Regions from separate parts of the Homo sapiens genome. Here region 2 is linked to region 1. The links are chromatin loops, found by intact Hi-C in ENCODE. Cell type or tissue: GM12878. All regions are shown on one strand. Links, peaks and the distances in the headings refer to the core of each region. The heading gives the core; the rest is flanking DNA. Region 1 has its middle 29 kb from the start of HUWE1. Region 2 has its middle 82 kb from the start of HUWE1.

Region 1 (10,879 bases), core at 2,008-7,007:
TGGAGAGACTTTGTATTGTTCAAATTTGGACATTTATATATTATTTGGAACATTTTAATGCTATCATTTGGGCTGAACATGCAACTTCTGGTGAACTCCATTGGAAAATGTGGCTGGGCATAATTCAGGATGGGAAATACAACAGGGATAGCTTTTACAGCCTGGGATGCAGCAGGGAACTTGGAGTTAATTTAATTAATGTCCTACTCTGATCCACTTCAGAGTTTTTTGGAGGCAAAGCAGAACTGTCCCAGTGTTAGTGCTAAGAGAAGCAGTAGTTGATATTGGGAGAATGGTTTCACGAAAGTAGAACCTGGACTGGCCTGCTGAACTCTAGTCTTCTATCCCTGATGCAGGCAGCCACATTTCTAATGGCCCATGGCTTTGGCTATCAAAAACAACAGGTTAAGATAACACAAGTGTGAAGATTGGCTGGGCGTGGTGGCTCATGCCTGTAATCCCAACACTTTGGGAAGCCGAGGCAGGTGGATCACTTGAGGTCAGGAGTTCGAGACCAGCCTGACCAACATGGAGAATCCCGTCTCTACTAAAAATACAAAAAGTAGCCAGGTGTGGTGGTGGGCGCCTGTAGCCCCAGCTACTCGGGAGACTGAGGCAGGAGAATCGCTTGAATCCAGGAGGCAGAGGATGCAGTGAGCTGAGATCGCGCCACTGCACTCCAGACTGGGCAACAAGAGCGAAACTCCGTCTCAAAAAAAAAAAAAAAGTGTGAAGATTATTAGAGGAACCATGATCTCCCTTGTTATGAGCTAAATGGTGCCCCCTCAAAATTCATATGTGGAAGCTTTAACCCCTAGTACCTCAGAATGTGACTGTATTTGGAAACACATGGCCTTTAAAGAGGGAATTAAGTTAAAACGAGGCTGTTGAAGTGGGCTCTCATCCAATCTGACTGGTGTCCTTATAAGAAGAGGAGATGAGGTTACAAAGAGAGACAACAGAGAGACAACCATGTGAAGAGGCAGCAAGAGAGAGGCCATCTGTAAGCCAAGGAGAGAGAGAGGCTTCAGAGGAAAGCAACCAGGCTGGCAGCAGCTTGATCTTGGACATCCAGCCTCCAGAACTGTGAGAATATCAATTTCTGTTTTGTTTTTTTTTTTTTTTTTTTTTTGAGATGGAGTCTCGCTCTGTCGTCAGGCTGGGGTACAGTGGCATGATCTCGGCTCACGGCAACCTCTGCCTCCCAGGTTCAAGCGATCCTCCTGCCTCAGCCTCCCGAGTAGATGGGACTACAGGGCGCCACCACGCCCATCTAATTTTTTGTATTTTTAGTAGAGACGAGGTTTCACCATGTTGGCCAAGATGGTCTCGATCTCTTGACCTCGTGATCTGCCCGCTTCGGCCTCCCAAAGTGCTGGGATTACAGGTGTGAGCCACCGCGCCCAGCCCAGTTTCTGCTGTTTAAGCCACCAAGTCTGTGGTATTTTGATACAGCAGCCTGAGCAGACGAATACATACCTCTTCCTATGTTCCTACCGGCACGCGAAATAGAAACTTGCCCTCTTTCAAAAGTATAGAAATCACCTGAGGGGTTTTAAAAAATACTCATGCTTATGCCCCACATTCCAGAGATTCTTATCTAATTGGTCTGGGTGGTGGCCAGATTATGAGGTTTTTAAAAGCTCCCCAGGCAATTCTAAACTATAGCCAAGGTTGAAAACTACTGGGCTCAGAGGTCAACCAAGAGTTGCATGGCACAGCAGCTGGAGATGAACAGAGACCAGGGCTTTGCCAACAAAGCAGGAGAATGGTAGGAATGCAGCCACCCCACAAAACTTTTGGGGAAAGTTGGTTCTATGACCGGGAATTTGGGTCTTTGTGGACTGTTGATTACAAACAACATTTTCTTAGCATTTGGTGATCCCACCAAGTTTTTCATCAATACACATAAGATGTCAGTTTTTAGGTTCTAGGAATAGTACTATAGAACAGATGCTTTTTTTTTTTTTTTTTTTTTTTTTTTTTTTGAGACAGGGTCTCAGTCTGTTGCCTAGGCTGGAGTGCAGTGGCACAATCACAGCTTACTGCAGCCTTGACCTCCCTGGCTCAAGTGATCCTCCCAGCTTAGCCTCTCGAGTCACCGGGGCCACAGGTGCATGCCACCACACCTGGCTAATTGTTTTACTTTTTGTGGAGATGGGGGGGTCTCACCATGTTCCCCAGGCTAGTCTTGAACTCCAGAGCTCAAGTGATCTTCCTGCTTTGGTCTCCCAAAGTGCCGGGATTACAAGCATGAGCCACCGAGCCCAGCCAGGAGCAGATTCTCTTGGCCTTCAGTAGGAGCCCACAAGAAAACCAAGCCCCGTACCTTCCTCACACATGTTAATTCTCTGCCCTAAAGTGGGCAGTCACTCACAAATTTTTGAATTACATAATTGGGGCCAGGCACGGTAGCTCATGACTGTAATCCCAACACTTTGGGAGGCTGAGGAGGGAGGATCCCTTAAGCCCAGAAGTTCAAGACCAGCCTAGGCAACATAGGGAGACCTTGTCTCTATTAAAAAAAAATTACATAATTGAGGCTGGGCATGGTGGCTGATGCCTGCAAATCCAGCACTTTAGGATGTTGAGGCGGGAGGATCACTTGAGCCCAAGAGTTTGAGACCAGCCTGGGCAAAAAAGTGAGACCTTGTCTCTACAAAAGGTTTTAAAAATTAGCTGGGCTCAGTGGCATGCACCCAAAGTCCCAACTACTCAGGAGATTGAGTCAGGAGGATCATTTGAGCCCAGGAGTTTGAGGCTGCAGTGAGCTTTAATGGCACCACTCTACTCCAGACTGGGTGACAGAGTGAGACGCTGTCTTAAAAAAAAAAAAAAGAATTATATAATTGAGCTGGGTATTGAAGTGTGAACTGAGCCACATAATGCTTCCAGATTAGATTGGAGACACTGTGGTCATGTGCCTGCACACTGTGCCACTGTACGGCAATTCACATGTGGAAAGTGGATATTCCAGCACACATATTCTTGTTTTAAAATTTATGTTTAATTAATTAATTTTTTTTTGAGGCGGAGTCTCGCTCTGTCGCCCAGGCTGGGGTGCAGTGGCGCGATCTCGGCTCACTGCATGGTCCGCCTCCTGGGTTCACGCCATTCTCCTGCCTCAGCCTCCCGAGTAGCTGGGATTACAGGAGCCTGCCACCATGCCCAGCTAATTTTTTGTATTTTTAGTAGAGACGGGGTTTCACCGTGTTAACTAGGATGGTCTCCGTCTCCTGACCTCATGATCCACCGGCCTCGACCTCCCAAAGTGCTGGGATTACAGGCTTGAGCCACCGCGCCCGGCCTAATTAATTTTTTTTAGAGGCAGTCTTGCTATGCGGCCCAGGCTGCTCTTGCACTCCTGGCCCCAAGCAATCCTTCCACTTCAGCCTCCCGAGTACCTGAGATTACACGTGCAAATCGACATGCCTGGTTTATATTTAATTTGCATACAGTAAAATTTGCTCATATTAGTGTACAGGTCTATGAGTTTAAACAGATGCCTAGAGTCATAACCACCACCACAATCAAGATATAGATCAGTTTCTTGCCCCTCCAAGATTCCTTTGCCAGCACATATATTTTTGGCCTGCAGACACCCTCTATACCCGCTAAGTCTCAGATGCTCAGCAGCTCTGGTAACATCTTTGGTACAGCCTCGAATACAGCACACTTTTGGCCCTCCCGAAGTGGGCACAGCAGGTAGAGACAAATGGGGAAAGTGGGTCCACGCAGTCATGAGAGGAGGAGATGGCCCCACAGGTTGAATCTCTCCCCAGTCATACTCCCATGGCTGGAATTCAAAGCTCTAGCAAGAGGCAGACCCATTTTGGTCTGGTTTCAGGGCATTGTTAGTGCCTTATCACTTAGAACTAGATTCTATACTGAGGCTTAGAGAGAGAATCAATTGCTTACCAGATTTCAAATGTACCAAGATCAATTTTGAAAGCCTTTCTACTAGTGCACACTGGAGCAGCAGGCTCAATACCAGGCAGTTATTGCATCATCTTAAAAGAAACATTCTCATAATCAATTAAACTCATTACATTTGAATATTCAGTTCCTGCCAAAGCACAATTTAAATCCTCATTTCAAAATAATGTGTTCGCAGAAATCAGGTCTACTACGTAAATGACATCATGAAACTATTTCAAGAAGCATTACAACGTCTTTTGCCAAGGCAAAAGTTATTTGAAAGGGGCTTTCCAGCATTGCTTAGAACATATGTGCTCGCTGGTACTAAACTAGATACTATGGAACAATGGTGGCTAGCCTTACGGTCTCTAATTTTAGTATTCATAACAGAATGGGCATTTACAGAGAATCCCCTTTGTAGATTTGTCATAGAAACTGTCCTTGGGGACAAAGCCCTTTGGGACTTCTCAGAAGTAGGACAAATTCCTGAAGGAGTTACAGGTGCGTATCAGTCTAGAACCTTGATTGCAAGCAACAGAATTGGACTCTAGATGATTTAGGCAGAAAAGGAATTCATTAAAAGGATATTTGGGCAGCTTCCAGAATCAGTAGGCGGGCTGGAGAAGCAGGTTTGCAGCCAGGAACAACACTCAAACCACGCTGCAGAACTGGTCTGGTGAGGAGCCCACTGCAGCAGCACCTCAGAGCACTTGTCTGCAGTTTTCACCAGGGACACCCTGCAGGGAGCTCTATCTTGCTGCAGATGCCAGCACTGCCTTGACAGAGAGACTCTTCCAGGGTCCTTGAATCTTTGTCTTTAACTCCTAAGGCAAAGTTGAGAGTGACTGGGCTGGGGTATGTGCCAGCCCCCTAGCTGTGAGGGAGAGTGAATGTAGAGGGAGGTAGGATCTGCCTCCTTCCAAGAATCATAAGATGGGGAAGTCCCCAACCAGAGGAAGTGGGTTCAAATGTACACCCAAAAAGAATAGCAAATGACCCAGCACAGGCTGACAGTTGGAGGCTGCTTGGTGTCACGTGGCACTAAGTTAGTCATTGCTACCTCATTTGGGGGCAGAGTAGGCTGACCCTGAGCTGAGGAAACTGATCAAAGAAAGAAACAAGAGCTCTGTTTCCCTCCAGAGCCTTAATATTTTGCTGCAAGATTGGAGGAAATTAGAACTGACTAAAGGAGAGGGGAGCTGTACCAGGAGCTTCAGTGCCTGGTACAACTCAGAGAAAGCAATCGGTGTTGTCCTGAGAATACAACTTCCTTGTCTAGAGAGCCTGGCATCCTGACTTGGGTGGTCTGGGGGTGAGTGGGTGGTAGTGGTGGGTGGGGAGAGAGATTTTTAGAGTGACTTGTACTTTTCTCAGCAAGCCATTGCCTTTGATCACTCGATGGGCTGCACCTAAACATAACTGGGGACAAAGTCAGGCACCACAATATCGTTTCTAGTTGCAGTCATTTAGTTCCAAAGATAAGAAGTGTAGATATAACAATTCTAGGGAACTTCTGCTCTAACATTCTTAGTCTATCAACTCTTACCTAGATTCACATTTGCTGACAACAGTACTTGGATCAGCGAGAGTACAGAAGCACAAAATTGAGTCTCACCATCCCTGAAGAGACCCACAACCAGAGGGATTTAACTGACTTTTATTAAACATATTTGGGATGCTCAGATCTGGTCAGAAACAGCAGTGGAACAAATATGAGGCATTCTTGGTACATACCTGAAATGCCACAAGGATGAATTAGTGCCATAGGTTTTGCTGCTGCATCTAGGTGTTTGGATATTACACTTGGCTGCCCACTGATCTCTGATTTGAAATGGGTGAGGGTGGCAAGACTACAGGAAACTTCACTCAGTGTTCAGCCACCCTTGGTCCTACCACTTAGCCATTACTGCTGCTCACTATGAATAAGAAAAAACAAAAGCAAGGGTAACAGCAGGCTAAGGAGACTGAGTGCTGCCGTAAAACTTGGGGCTGCCTGGAGAGCCATCACTAGCTACCTATTTCCTAGCATGTGGTAAGGAAACTTGGGCCTTTCTGCTGTGTACAAGGTGTAGACACAAAGTGGGGCTAATCCAGATAAAGTGATCTACCAAAATAACTTCTTGCTTATAAAATAATTGGTTAGAAAAATTATCCCCACATACTCCAGGGTAGACAGAGAACAACCCCTCCCCACCTCTACCCACTCAGAACAGAAGGCAAGAACAAATCCCTTGAGGGATACAGCTTTGTATGAAATTGAGGAAAACTTCATCTAAACCATGAGAAAGTGAGGGAGTTGGGTAGTGAATTCAAGTAAGAAGAGGGCGACAGCCACCTATCAAGCTGCCTACTCACGTGTAGCCCTGAGGAATCCTGTGCAGCACCCTTTGAACCAAACAATTCATACATGGAGGTAGGCGGGTAAAGCAGACAGTGCTGTCTGGCTGCCCAAATCCATTTCTCCCCCTTCTTCCTTGTTGGCTTGGTCCTGTTGTGGTCATGTGCTTAGGGAAAGGACTCTACCCTTGCCTTGTGTTGCGGTGATGGTGGAATCTTGAATGGTCAATGCCAGTAATTGATGGACTCATGCTCCTTGACAGTGATTGGGTTAGGTATGGGTATGTGACATAGTCCTGGGACCTGAGGGGAAGTCTCTGGGGACTTTTGGGAAAGGGTTTCCTTGTAATAAAAAGAGATTTATGGGAGGAAACTCCCCTCTTCTTGACAGGATGTGGTCTGCATGCAATGCTGGCACTGCTACAGCCACCTTGCAACCAGGAAGCAACATCTGCTGTCAGCAGAGGAAGGCAGAGAAAAAAGAATGAAAGCCCCTGTGCCTTTGATGATGCCATTTGATTGATGATTCAGTCAGCTCTGAAACCACCATGTAGGAATTTTTGTACTAATTCTAGAAAATGACCCATCCCATTTTATCTGGGAAAGGGTCGTGGGATGGAGAGTGAATTGTGTGTGTGTGTGTGTGTGTGTGTGTGTGTAGGCACAAAGATTTTTACTGAGAACATAGTGTAGCAGCAGGTTATGAAAGCTCAAATTTTGGCAAATACCTTGTGGCAAGGAGTCCCTGGGAGTAGGCCGAGATCCTGAACAAAATGAAACATTTACTGGTCCTTCAAGGTAATGAAGACCAGCCACTGGGTGTAGTAATGTAGCTGGTCAGTGGCTTGAGAAGGGCCAGGCTAATGGACCAGAAGGAGTAGTACCATGAGAAACACTGATTTGGACCACAGAACCAAACTTACACCCATGGCCAGGAGCTGAGTCTCAAGGGCATCCATCCCATGAATAGAAACATTATGTTACTTGTGCTTCAAGATCTTGCTACCCACGCCTCTGTGAATACATGAGAGAACTGTTGTCCTTGCTGCACTCTAGGACCTCACCTTATCACTACCCTCTTGTCACATAAATGGAAACAATATGCTGTCTGTGCTTTGAGACCTTGTACCACAGTCATCTAGCCAACGTGTGAGAACTTTTAGCCACAGCACTTGAAGGAGTGCTTTTAGATCACCCTGGACATCTACTGGTGTCAGAGAGGAGCTCCTATGTCTACACTTTGTGACATGGACTGGGACATTTAGTACATCACCAGCTAGGGATAGGGGGCATAGACATTGTTACACCCTTGCAAACTGAAATACTAGGCTGTGATACCAACCTTATTATAAAAAGCAATGGCAGGCTGAGTGCGGTGGCTCACACCTGTAATCCCAGCACTTTGGGAGGCTGAGGCAGGCAGATCACCTGAGGTCAAGAGTTTGAGACCAGCCTGGCCAACGTGGTGAAACCCTGTCTCTACCAAAAACACAAAAATTAGCCCGATGTGGTGGCAGGCACCTGTAATCCCAGCTACTCGGGAGGCAGAGGCATGAGAATTGCTTGAACATGGGAGGCAGAGATTGCAGTGAGCCAAGATCCCACACTGCATTCCAGCCTGGGAGACAGAGTGAGACTCCATCTCCAAAAATAAAAAACCAATGACAATGTGGGTACTAAAACTATATGGCTGGACTTAATTATAAGGCAGTCATCCAAATCTAGAACATGCTTATAATTGTTGTATTTAGATTATTATCAAAAGAAAAATACAAAATTAAAATGTATTTGAAGAATTTATGAACAGCTGAGAATACATTTTTGGATCCCCAGAAGACCATGGACCCTAGTTTGAGAAACATTAGGTTAGGACAGTCTCAGAAGAGATTCTCAATATGAGAAGAAGTAATACTGAAACCTAAATTGGACTTTTCTTTGTGTGACATGAGGAGTGATGACTAAAGGCTTAATCTAATGTTTCTTAATATAGTATGCATAAGAATCACCTACAATGCTTGGTAAGATGTACATTCCTAGGCCCTACTCCCAGCAATTCTGATTCAGTAGTTCAGGCATGAGGTCCAGAAGTGTACATTTTACACAGGTGATTCTGATTCAGGTGTATCACAGATCATACTTTAAGAAACACTGAACCTGCCAACAAGAAATGGGCCACTAAAGTGGATACAGTCCCAAGAAGGAGAATTCTCCCCAATAATCATCTTCCATGGGACCAAGAGGGACAACAGGCCAGAGGAATTCTCCCAAGACAGAGCCAGAGTTGGGAGCAGAGAGATTGGTTGATCAAGGCACTCACTCTACTATCAGGGAAGAGGATCTTTGCTACCCCAGTGTAGTCAGGACTTTGGACTGGTAGTGACTGCTATGTGCTGTTTCCTCTTCCCTTTTCCAAATGGTAGGTGTCTTCTTGTTGTTGTTGTTGTTGGTTTGTTTTCAAATTAATGAACTTTATTTCTAGAGCAGTTTTAGGTTCATAGAAAAATTGAGCAGGAAGTACAGAGAGTTTCCATATACCATCTCATCCGTCTGCCAACTCCAAATGGTAGTTTTAATTTCAGTTATCTGGTTTTCCTTCTACTGTTGTGCACTGTCTATATTGGAGTTTGCTTAAAAGTATAATTTAAATATGGTTTGCCCAACCATGAGGACTGTATCATTTCAGATTTTTTTCAGTTAAAAGTGATAGAAGGCTGGGTGCGGTGGCTCATGCCTGTAATCCTAGCACTTTGGGAGGCTGAGGCTAGAGGATCACCTGAGGTCAGCGGTTTGAGACCAGCCTGGCCAACATGGTGAAACCCTGTCACTACTAAAAATACAAAAATTAGCCGGACGTGATGGTGAGTGCCTGTAATCCCAGCTACTTGGGAGGCTGAGGCAGGAGAATCACTTGAACCCAGGAGACAGAGGTTGCAGTGAGCTGAGATCGTGCCACTGCACTCCAGCCTGGGTGACAGAGTGAGACCCGTCTCAAAAAGAAAAAAAAAAAAAAGTAATAGAAAACCCACCAATACTGGCAAGCAAACAAATATTTTTTAATTTAACAGTTTTCTTGAGATTGAATTGATATGTATTAAATTGGACATATTTAGGTGTCCAATTTGGTATATATATATAATCACAATCAATTTATATATCCATCACCATCTGTATTAGTCAGGGTTCTCTACAGGGACAGAATTTTATGGATAGATGTATATCTGAAGGGAGTTTATTAAGGAGTATTGACTCACAGGATCACAAGGTGAAGTCTTAAAATAGGTTGTCTGCAACCTGAGAAGCAAGGATGCCAGTCAGAGTCCCAAAACCTTAAAAGTAGGGAAGCCTTCTTTTGTGCAGCCTTCAGTCTGTGGTCAAAGGCCTGAGAGCCCCTGGCAAACCACTGGTGTAAGTCGAAGAGTCCAAAGCTGAAGAACTTGGAGTCTGATGTTCGAGGGCAGGAAGCACCCAGCATGGGAGAAAGATGAAGGCCGGAAGACTCAGCAAGTCAAGTCCTTCCATGTTCTGCCTGCTTTAGTCTAGCCGCCCTGGCGGCTGATTAGATGGTGCCTACCCAGATTGAGGGTGGGTCTGCCGATCCCAGGCCGCTGACTCAAATGTTAATTTCCTTTGGCCACCCTCAAAGACACACCCAGGAACAATACTTTGCATCTTTCAATCCAATCAAGTTGACACTCAGTATTAACCATCATACCATCCAAAATTTCCTTGTGACCTTTTTTTTTGAGATGGAGTCTCACTTTGTTGCCCAGGCTGGAGTGCAATGACATGATCTCAGCTCACTGCAATCTCCGCCTCCTGGGTTCAAGTGATTCTCTTGCCTCAGCCTCCCAAGTAGCTGGGATTACAGGTGTGTGCCACGATGCCTGGCTAATTTTTGTGTATTTAGTAGAGACGGGGTTTCACCATATTGGCCAGGCTGGTCTCGAAGTTCCGACTTCAGGTGATCTGCCTGCGTCAGCCTCCCAAAGTGCTGGGATTACAGGCGTGAGCCACCACATCCAGTCCCTTGTGTCCTTTTGTAATCTCTCCCTCTCACCTTTGTCCCTCTGTCCCCATCCACAGAGAATCACTGATTTGCTTTCTGTCTCTATAGATTAATTTGCATGTTCTAGACTTTTTGATAAATTGAATCATGTAGTATAATAAGCAGTATTTTTTGTCTGGCTTTTTTCATTCAGCATACTTTATTATTCTGAGATTAGGTTTATTTATTCCTTTCTTTCTTTTTTTTTCTTTCTTTCTTTTTTTTTTTTTTTTCAGAAACGAGGTTGCCCAGCTCTGGCTGCTCTGTTGCCCAGCCGGGAATGCAGTGGTGCAATCAAGGCTTACTGTAGCCTTGACCTCCTGGGTTCAAGGGTCCCACCTCAGCCTCCCAAGCAGTGGGACTGCAGGCGCACACCACCACGCCTGGCTAATTAAAAAAAATTTTTTTTTTGTAGAGATGGACATCTCGCTATGTTGCCCAGACTGATCCCTAATTCCTGGCCTCAAGTGATCCTCCTGCTTCAGCCTCTCAAAGTGCTGGGATTGCAGGTACCAGCCACTGTACCTGGCCAGTAATTCATTTTATTACTGAGTAGAATTCCACTGTATGAATGTATCA
Region 2 (10,879 bases), core at 2,430-7,429, 54 kb after region 1:
CATAGTAGAAGGGATGGATGTTATGCACCAGTTCAACATTGATTTACCTTCACTTATGTTGCCTTGGCTATCAACACTGCTGAGTGCCCAGTCTCTCAACAGCAGAAACCCCAATATGTCACCATTGCCTAGAGAGACCAAGTCTTTGAATGACAGGAGTATTGCATCGGATCCCCTCCATCATGGAACTGGCATTAATTTATCCTCACTGAAATAATCACGTATTCTGGAATGTATTTGCCTTCCATTCCTACAGTGCGTCTATCAGCACCATCATCCTTCAATTTTCTAATTACTTTATACAGCTTATATACCACTGCAATATCCCATGCAATATTTTTTTCTGATCAAGGAACACATTTCACAGTGAAAGACATAAGATAATGGTCTCATGACTATGAGGTTCTCTGTTCATATGACATAGACAATCACCTATAAACAATTGCTCTTACAGAAAGGTGGAATGGCCTATGGACTATATGGTTATGGTGACAATTAGGAAATAGTTTGTGAGATCTAAATGCCATTCTATAGAATTCAGTATGTTCTCTGGATTAACAACCCATATATGCTGCTTTTTATCCCATAAACAGAATATTGTATGTCTAGAAACCAAAGAGTAGAAATGGGAGTAACACCTGACACCAATTCGATTAGTAAAACTTGCAAAACTTTTGATTCATAGGAAGTTAAGACTTCCATCTGGCCATCTGGAGTTCCTCATGCCATGGAATCAATGGGCAAAAATGGGGAGAGTGAGGTTCCTATGTTGGCTGGGATGAGTGATCTTAATTATCAAGGGGAAATGGGGAGTCTGCTACACAACGGGATTGGGGAGAGCATTTTCTGGGACCTAGGGGATTCACTGTGTGACCCTAGTTCTGCCATGTCCAATGGCAAAAGTTCATGCAGATTTTAATGACTCAATAAAGGTGGGACTTCTGAAAGCTCAGATTCCACATAATCATTGCGGAGACAACTTCTAGAGTCCCTTAGGAGCATAATACACAACTCGAACAAGGCATGTTCAAGATTACTGGGCCTGTGGAGAAGGACTCAATGTACCTTTTATGAGTCCCGGGAAATCACCCGGGTGCTTTCATTCCCACCACATCCAGTGATAAAGGTTAGCCAAAGAATACAGTAGCCATACACATACAGGACCACAAAGAGCCTCGCCTTACCAAGAAAATAACCATGACCAGCTAAGGTACTTGTTAAAGCAAGGGGAACCTATGGATTTAATAGAGAGAAAGGGAAGTCAGAAACACCAGCTCTGGTCTCTGGACAAGATGTAATAAGGACTACAAGCAGTTTCCTTATTTCCTTCTTTGCTCTCTCTCTCTCTCTCTCCCTCTCTCTCTGTGTGTGTGTGTGTGTGTGTGTTTGTTTGTATATATGCATATACATACACTTACTTCCATTCTCTTTCTTTATCTTCACACTATATATTGTAGAATATAGTGTGTGAGTAGTGGTTCAACGTACAATTTAGTTTATAGCTTGCAGCATATCTAGAAGAAATCGCAAGGTGACTGGAAGAGGAAAGGATATCACCTAAATTCTTGGACTTAGAGCCAGAGATAATAGAGGATAAGATTTGAGATAATATCCTTTTAAAGAAGGAGTGAATAGTGATTACATATACTTTAGTAGCATTATGTTGGAACAAGGCACTTTTGGAAGTGTTAATTTAGGGAAAAGCTTGCTATCTATTTTGCCCTCATAAAGGGCTGGTCTCTACTAAGTACTTCTTGTTTTCTTTCCTTTTTGTTTTCTGGCTACCCATTATTCATATTCTATCTTGTTTTATTCAGTCAAGGCAAAATACTACTCTAGGGCATTCATTTTCAAAGGAGGTGATATCATCCAAAACAAGTGAAAGTTTGTCCTTCATCAGAAAAAAATCTCTGCTATTGGAATGGACTGTGGCCCTCTAAAGCTCAGCCTTACTTGACAAAATCTCATTCCTTAGTATATAGTTTGTCTTGCTGGGTTTTCTTGGGTATCACATGAAAAGCACTGACATTGATTTTACTGAAGATATGCTAAATGTATGGAAGATCAGTGATATAGAGCCGTGTTGAATAAATGATTCTGATTGGAGGACTTTCTTTCAAGTACTAATTCTTAAAGTCCTATTGCAAGAGTTGACCTGCTGCCTATTGTCTGCCATTACCTAATTTATGCTTGATCTTCAGTGTTTTTATCTGCTACTCAAGTTTTGATAATTAAATATAAATAGAGTAAATTTAATTGTACAAAAATCATTCAGTTCATCACTAATTGTGTTAAGTACTGAACAGAAAGAATGTCAACAATACGTGAACGACTATCTGCAGCTAGCTATATTAAAAGTTATTTTGTTTTTAAAAACATTTTTTAATTTTTAATTTTTGTGGGTACATAGTAGGTGTATATATTTATGGGATGCAGGAGATATTTTGATACAGGCACGCAATGTGAAATAGGCACATCAGGAAGAATGGGGAAACCATCCCCTCAAGCATTTATCCTTTGAGTTACAAGCAATCCAATTACACTCTTTTAGTTATTTTTAAATGTACAGTTAGGTTATTATCGACTATAGTCATCCTGCTATACTATCAAATAGTAGGCCTTATTTAAAAGTTATTTTTTCTAACAAGCAAAAGTTAAAAGTTACTTTTACTAACAATAATTTTTAAGAAATAAATTTTAAAATTATTACATATTTTCTGGAAAAATAAAACGGGATAATTTTTAAAATTTAACTTACAAAGTTATTGTTATTATGTAGTTATACAAGTTGCTAATATACATATATAATTTGACACATTAAAATCTATATAGGTAAATAAATTATATTTAAAGTTGCTTGGCAGATACAGTTATAAAATTAAATGTTAATAGTTTTTTATATTCCTAAATTAATTAAAACTTTTATTTAGTTATTCTTAACCCTGTATCGAATAAAAAGAGTAACTTTTATACTTACTCTTTCTAGGTATAAATTGCAAATATGCAAATAGTTATTAAATATATAATATACCTGTGATATTAACATTTTAGGGGGCAATAATGAAAAATAGATGGAGAACTACTTTAGTGGATCTGTCCAGCCCTAGCAAAATGGTAGATACAATCTAGAATTGCTTGGAATTTAATTAATAATATACTGAAGGAAAGACTGAAAATTGTGGGAGTTCATTCATTATAGTAATGACCTACAGGTTGATAATGGTGGCAAAAACATGAATGAGAGTGTGTTCCCATTTCCTCTGCTATTCCTTCTTCCCTGATCTGGCCACTTTCTACTTGCCTGGAACTAGACTCGCTCTCATTCTCCCTGTCTCACCTATGTTCAGTCCTTAAATCAGGAGAGTGAGGTGTCAGGCACTGTTCTAGGTGCTGGCTACTGAGTGGTGAAGAAGGTCCCTGCTCTCCTAGATCTCACATTTTAGAGAGAGGATGACAGTCACAAACAATCAAATAAATACATGAACAAAAGTCATTTCACAAAGTCAAAAATACTTTGAAAACAATTTTAAAAAAAGGACAAAGGGTAGTGTAATGGGGTGAGGGTGGAGAACAAGATGAAATAGTTTAGTCAGGGAAGGATTCTCCATGGAGGTGAGAGTTGAGGTGAGCTTGAATGACAAGAAGACATCAGTCATTTCATGAGGACCCAGAGGCATGGCATCCCAGGGTGACAGATGAGCTTGGTGTATTTAAGGGAATCCAGAAAGAAGTCCAACTGGAGGCAGCAAGAGGAAAGACTGGTACTAGATGAGGTAGGAAAGAAGTTCTGGAGTAAGCTAGTGTAGGGCCATGTCAGCCATGGAAGGGATTTAGCTTTTATTCGAGGTACAATGAAAAGCCATTGGAGGGTTTTGAGCTGGGAGTGACGTGATCTGAATTTTGTATTTTAAAGCTTACTCTGTCTGATGTGTGGAGAATGAGTTTTAGTGGGAGCAAAACTGGAAACAAGAAGGCCATCTAGGAAGCTAGTTATGAGACCAGTTAGACAGTCCAGGCAAGAGACCATGAGAGCTTGGGCTAGGATAGTGATTGTGGAGAAAGATATGTGGACAGTTTTGGAATAGATTTTTACCTGGGCAGCACTACCAATCAAATTGATCCCATTGAAATTTATAGAGACTCCATCCAATAACAGCAGAATACACATTCTTCTCAAGCTGACATGGAACATGAACCAAGATAGACTGTATTCTGGGCCATAAAACACATCTTAACAAATTCAAAAGGCCGAGTGTGGTGATCACACTGGTAATCTCAGCACTTTGGGGAGGCTGAGGTAGGAGGATCGCTTGAGGCCAGGAGTTCAAGACTAGCCTGGGAAATATAGCGAGACCCTGTCTCAACAAAAAAATTAAAAATAAAAAATTAGGTGGGCATGATGGTGCACACTTGTAGTCCCAGCTACTCAGGAGGCTGAGGGAGGAGGATCCCTTGAGGCCAAGATTTCGAGGTTGTAGTGAGCTATGATTATGTCACTGCATTCCAGCATCATGAGTGACAGATTGAGACCCTGTCTCCAAAAAAAAAAAAAAAAAAAAACCCACAAATTTAAAAGAATAGAAATCATACAAAGTATGCTCTCAGACCACAATAGAAATAAAACAGAAACCAGTAACAGAAAGACAGCTGGGAAATCCCCAAATATCTGGAAATTAAATAACAAATTTCTAAATAACATATAGGTCAAAGAAGAAGTCTCAAGATAAATTTTTAAATATTTCAAATTAAATGAAAATAAAACTGCAATTTATTAAAATTTGTGGGATGATAGAAAATCCCAAATAATCTCTGGGGGTGGGCACCACTCCTGGAACTAATAAGAATATATATAGCAAGGTCACAGGGTACAAGGTCGATACACAAAAAATCAGTTGATTTCCTATATACCAGCAATGAACAATTAGAATTTCAAATTTTAGGAAAGCAATACTATTTTCAACAGCAGCAAAACAATGAAATACTTAGGAATAAATATAATAAAATATATACTGGACCCAAATCTAGAAAACTACAAAACACAGATTAATGAAATCAAAGAAATCTAAATAAAGGGAGAGCCATTCCATGTTCATGACGAAGAGGACTCAATGCTTTTAGGATGTCATTTCTTTCCAACTTAACGTATACATTCAGTATCATTTCAATCAAAATCTCAGCAAGCTATATTGTAGACATAGACAAAATGATTCTCAAGTTTTTATGGAAAAGCAAAAGACCTAGCAAAACCAACACAATACTGAAAAAAAAAGTTGGAGGATTCGCATTATCTAATGTCAAGACCCCACAGTACTATAAAGCTACAGTACAGAAGACAGTGTGATTGAATGTGGAAAAATACAAACTGATTTTGCTCTGCTCTCACAGAACAATCAACAAAGGTTTCTGTGACCAGATGTGTGGGAGTACACACACTAAATGAGCAATCAGTTTTCTAGTGGACACCAGATGAATGTCCTCTAATTTTATGTAATTTTGATACTAACTACCCGGAGATGGCGTCAGATCTCACAGGTTGAGAGCTGTCTCCAAGATTGTCACATCCCCTCCCTGATCCCCACCTCCGCCTTCAGATGTGACTCGGAAGCTCCAGGTTATTGTATCAGTGTTTTTGACAAACTGGCTATATATTGGGTTTCCACAACCCCCTCACTGAGTTCCATGAATTTGTTAGAGTAGTTCACAGAATTCAAGGAAACACTTACTTATATTGATTAGATTTTTTGTTTTTTTTTTCAGTTAAACAATGATTTTATTGCTTGAGTACATAGACAATTTATGCGACCAGGGCAGAGGCTGTGGATGACTCATATTTCCAATCAAGAGGGAGGACTCACTTGGTGTTATAATATCGGGCCAAATGATGAATCCGGCTCTCTATCAGAATCAGATAGCATTTAGCATCCTTATCTGATTCATGAGGGAGTCAGGCCCTTGGCCAGTTTGTCAATCTGCTCCTTCACGTCATCGGAAGTCAGCGTCAGCCACCAGGAGCATGCATGTGACCCATGATGGCAGCGGTCAGGCAGCAAAAGGGTATTGGATTATTATAAGGAATATTACAAGGGATATAGATGAAAAGATGCATGGGGCAAGGCCTGTGGGAAGGGGCACAGTGCTTCATGCCTTCTCCGAGTGTGCCACCCTCCAGGAGTCTCCACGTGTTTTGCTATCTGGAATCTCCCCAAGCTCTGGCCTTTTGGGTTGTTATGGAGGCTTTATTATGCAGACATGATTGATTAAATCATTGGTCATTGGTGATCAGCTGAACCTTCCGGGCCCCTCTCCCCTCCCCTGAGGTGGGGAAATGGGGCTGAAAGTCCCAACTCTCTAATCCTGCCTTGGTTTTTTGGGGACCAATCCCCAATCCTGAAGCTACCTAGGGGCTGTTGGCCATCAGCCAACTCATTGACATATAAAAAGACATCACTTTGGAGATTTTAAAGGATTTTAGGAGTTGTATGTCAGGAAATGGGGAAGACCAAATATACATTTTATAATAATCACCGTGGTGTTAAAGAAAGAATGCATACAGAGATCAATAGAACAGAGTGGAATATATTTTGAGGTAAAGCCAATAGGACTTGTTGTTGGAAATATGAGTTGAGGAAAAAAAGGAATCAAGCACCGTCTGTAAGAGATGGGGGAAAGATCAGGTTAGAGAACGTAAAATGTCTTCCCAACTTTAAGTTTTAATCAAGGATTTTCGGGTCTATGATTCTTTGAGCTGCCCCCCATATTCCTCCTAACACTACAGCTATTCTTGGGGCTGAGGTCTCCCTAATTACTGGCCCCACATCTCCAAGCTCAGCCTCCCTCCCACTTCCCTTTCCTCTTCCATGGAGGGGGTGTTGAGGGCTCTGCCAGTGGGAGCCAATGAGCAGGGTGAATGCTGCCTCTAGTCTTGGTTTTAAGAGGCTTCAAGCTATGTGTGTCAAAGATCCCAATGCCCTACAATCAGAGCGTTAAGGAAGCATGAGACAAGCTGGGGAAGGGAAAGAGAATGAGCGAAAGAGAAAAGAAGATGAAGAAAGAGAGATGGGGGAGGGGAGGAAAAGGAAAAAAGAGTAAGTGACCTGTGGACATGTGGGGAGGGGAGCAGGCCACAATGGCACACCTGGGGCACAGAGCATCCAGCACTGCTGGCCTCTGCCCATGGCCACAGCAAGATCCCCTCCTTATTTGCAGCTGTTAAGAGAGCAAAGAGGCTGTTATTGGGAGACATAGTCCTCTGTAGTGACTACATCTGGTCAGGGTGGGAGGATGGATGAGGAGGAATGGATGCATTTGGAGAAGTGGTTCTAAACCTTTTGTTCAGTCATAGACCTGTCTGTGAATGGAAGCCATGGCCTGCACACTCTCCCCAGAAAAATGCCACTAGATATTGTAGACCAAATTTTGTCTACAATTCAGCACATTCATGAATGCTTTGGAATCCTCAAGGGTCCATAAGCCTGTGTGTCAAATCTCTGACATATAGAATATTTAGGAGATAAAAATCAACATGATTAGTGATGGATTGTATGTGATGGTTGACAGAGTGGGTCGGAGAGGAAGCCTGGGTTTAATGGCTGAGGTAGCTGAGTGGATGATGGAACCATCCACTGAGACAGAGAACACCCAAAGAGGAACAGGTTTCTGGGGAAAATACTGAATTCAATTTTGGACCTGCCAAATTTTAAGTGTCTGGAATGTCCAAGGGGAGATTTCCAGGAGGCAGTTGTAAGGGAGGAGACCACCCCTCCATATTGTCTTATGCCCAATTTCTGCCTCCAAATAAAGAAGAAGTAAAAACTAAAAGCCAGAAATGAAATCCACAGGCAGACAGCCCGGTGCCACACCCTGGGCATGGTTAAAGATTGACCCTTGACCTAAACCAGTTATGTTATCTATAGATTCCAGACATTGTATGGAAAAGCACTGTGAAAATCCCTGTCCTGTTATGTTCCATTCTAATTACCGCTGCATGCAGTCCCCAGTCATGTACCCCCTGCTTGCTCAATCGTTCACTACCCTCTCACATGGACCCTCTTAGAGTTGTAAGCCCTTAAGAGGGACAGGAATTGCTCACTCGGGGAGTTCGGTTTTTGAGACGTGAGTCTTGCCGATGCTCCCAGCCAAATAAAGTCCTTCCTTCTTTAACTCGATGTCTGAGGGGTTTTGTCTGTGGCTTGTCCTGCTACAGTTGGGCATATGGATATGAAATGCAGGAAAGAAATGTAGGCTGGAGCGATAGAGTTGGGAACCATCAACATGCAGATGGTTATCAAAGCTATAGGAATGGGTGAGGTCGTCTACCAAGACCGCACAGAATGAGAAGAGAAAAGGGCTGGACATAACCTTATCAAACAAAAACATTTACCAAAAGGGCCGAGAAACAGGGGCCCACAAAAGGAACTGAGAAGTAGTGGCCAGAGAGTAAAGAGTAAAGCCAGGAGAGTGCAGTGTCACAGAAACCAAGGGCAAATCTCCTTCCAAATGGAGGGGAGAGCTCAACAGTGCCAAATGTTACTCAGACAAGGTCTGATTTAAATCCACCAGATTTAGCAACAAGACCACTGGTGATGAGCACTTTCCATGGAGTAGTGGGAGTGGATGGCAAATGACAGTGGCTTAAGAAGGAAAAAGTGGAAGGCAAAATACAATGGGTTAAGAGGTGACAGACGAAAAAAGGATTAAAAAGCGAACCAGAGGTGAGGAATTATGGACAATAGTGCAAACAACATTCTTCTTTTTTTTTTTTTTTTTTTTTGAAATTTTTTTTTTTTTTTTTTTTTTTTTTATTGATCATTCTTGGGTGTTTCTCGCAGAGGGGGATTTGGCAGGGTCATAGGACAATAGTGGAGGGAAGGTGAGCAGATAAACAAGTGAACAAAGGTCTCTGGTTTTCCTAGGCAGAGGACCCTGCGGCCTTCCGCAGTGTTTGTGTCCCTGGGTACTTAAGATTAGGGAGTGGTGATGACACTTAACGAGCATGCTGCCTTCAAGCATCTGTTTAACAAAGCACATCTTGCACCGCCCTTAATCCATTTAACCCTGAGTGGACACAGCACATGTTTCAGAGAGCACAGGGTTGGGGATAAGGTCACAGATCAACAGGATCCCAAGGCAGAAGAATTTTTCTTAGTACAGAACAAAATGAAAAGTCTCCCATGTCTACTTCTATCCACACAGACCCGGCAACCATCCGATTTCTCAATTTTTTCCCCACCCTTCCCGCCTTTCTATTCCACAAAACCGCCATTGTCATCATGGCCCATCCCCAATGAGCCGCTGGGCACACCTCCCAGATGGGGTCGTGGCCGGGCAGAGGGGCTCCTCACTTCCCAGTAGGGGCGGCCGGGCAGAGGCGCCCCTCACCTCCTGGATAGGGCGGCTGGCCGGGCGGGGGGCTGACCTCCCCACCTCCCTCCCGGACGGGGCGGCTGGCCGGGCAGAGGGGTCCTCACTTCCCAGTAGGGGCGGCCGGGCAGAGGTGCCCCTCACCTCCCGGACGGGGCGGCTGGCCAGGTGGGGGGCTGATCCCCCCACCTCCCTCCCGGACGGGGCGGCTGGCCGGTCGGGGGGCTGACCCCCCCCCACCTCCCTCCCGGGCGGGGCGGCTGGCCGGGCAGAGGGGCTCCTCACTTCCCAGTAGGGGCGGCCGGGCAGAGGCGCCCCTCACCTCCCGGACGGGGCGGCCTGGGAAGTGAGGAGCCCCTCTGCCCGGCCAGTCGCCCTTTTTTTTTTTTATACAGAGTTTTGCTTTTGTTGCCCAGGCTGGAGTGCAATGGTGCGATCTTGGCTCACTGCAACCTCTGCCTCCAGGTTCAAGTGATTCTCTTGCCTCAGCCTCCCAAGTTGCTGGGATTACAGGTATGCACCACCATGCCTGGCTAATTTTTTTGCATTTAGTAGAGAGGGGGTTTCACCATGTTGGTCAGGCTGGTCTCGAACTCCTTACCTCAGGTGATCCACCCACCTTGGCATCCCAAAGTGCTGGGATTACAGGCGTGAGCCACCACACCCAGCTGCAAACAATATTCTTAAGCTACAGACAGTTCCTGGTTTACCATGGTTTGACTTATGATTTTTTGACTAAGATGTGCAAAAGTGATATGCATTCAATAGAAGCTACACTTTGAATTTTATTTTTTCCTGGGCTAGTGATAGGTGGTACGATACTCCTATGTGAGATGTTCAACACTTTACTATAAAATAGGCTTTGTGTTGGATGATTTTGCCTGACTGTATGCTAATATAAGTGTTCTGAACACATTTAAGGTATGCTAGGCTAAACTATGATGTTTGGTAGGTTTGATGCATTAAATGCATTTTTGACTTATGATATTTTCAACTTACAAATGGGTTTATTGGACGTGACTCCATCAAAGTCAAGGAACATCTGTATTTGCCCATGACAGGGAGGAGATAAATAGGGCAGAAGCTAAAGAATGATGAGGAATTGAGTCAGTGTTTTTATTTTTAAATATATTTATTGAGGTATAATTGCAATGCATAAAATTCACCTACTTTAAGTATACAATTAAATTAATTTTAGCAGGCTTACAAAGTCGTACGATCATCACTACAATCCACTTTTGGAACATCTCTACCACCCCCAAAACATCCCTTGTAGTCCCTCTCTATCACACCAGACAGCCATTAAACTACTTTCTGTCTATGGATTTGCCTTTTAGATAGGAGAATTTAATATAAATGACATCATACAATATGTGTTCTCTTATGATTTGTTTCTTTCACCAAGCATAATGTTTTTGAGTTTGAGGTTTATTTATGGTGTATCATATATCAGTACTTTATTGTTTTTAATTGCTGAATAGTATTTTATTTAATAAATATACCATATTTTGCTTAACTG

What was found. A loop is a pair of places that touch in the nucleus more often than their neighbours do. Peaks named below come from ENCODE experiments on the same cell type or tissue, not always from the same donor. Only the 100,000 strongest peaks of a DNase experiment are listed, where the experiment ranks them.
Region 2: it touches region 1 in a loop (2.8-fold over the local background); 3 of 110 quality-filtered maps call a loop at or near these places.

What each region holds. Positions count from the first base shown.
Region 1 is chrX:53,710,050-53,720,928 of GRCh38, forward strand. No RefSeq gene overlaps it. Among named protein-coding and RNA genes, the nearest start is that of HUWE1, 29 kb to the left of the region's middle. RefSeq lists enhancers at 2,235-2,734, 4,660-4,709, 4,750-4,979, 5,757-6,956. In GM12878, for the core only: a CTCF peak has its summit at 4,645; DNase peaks (open chromatin) are centred at 4,342, 4,932, 6,210 and 6,622; H3K4me3 peaks cover 3,364 bases; H3K27ac peaks cover 3,644 bases.
Region 2 is chrX:53,763,192-53,774,070 of GRCh38, forward strand. No RefSeq gene overlaps it. Among named protein-coding and RNA genes, the nearest start is that of HUWE1, 82 kb to the left of the region's middle. In GM12878, for the core only: no CTCF peak of the experiment used is centred there; no DNase peak of the experiment used is centred there.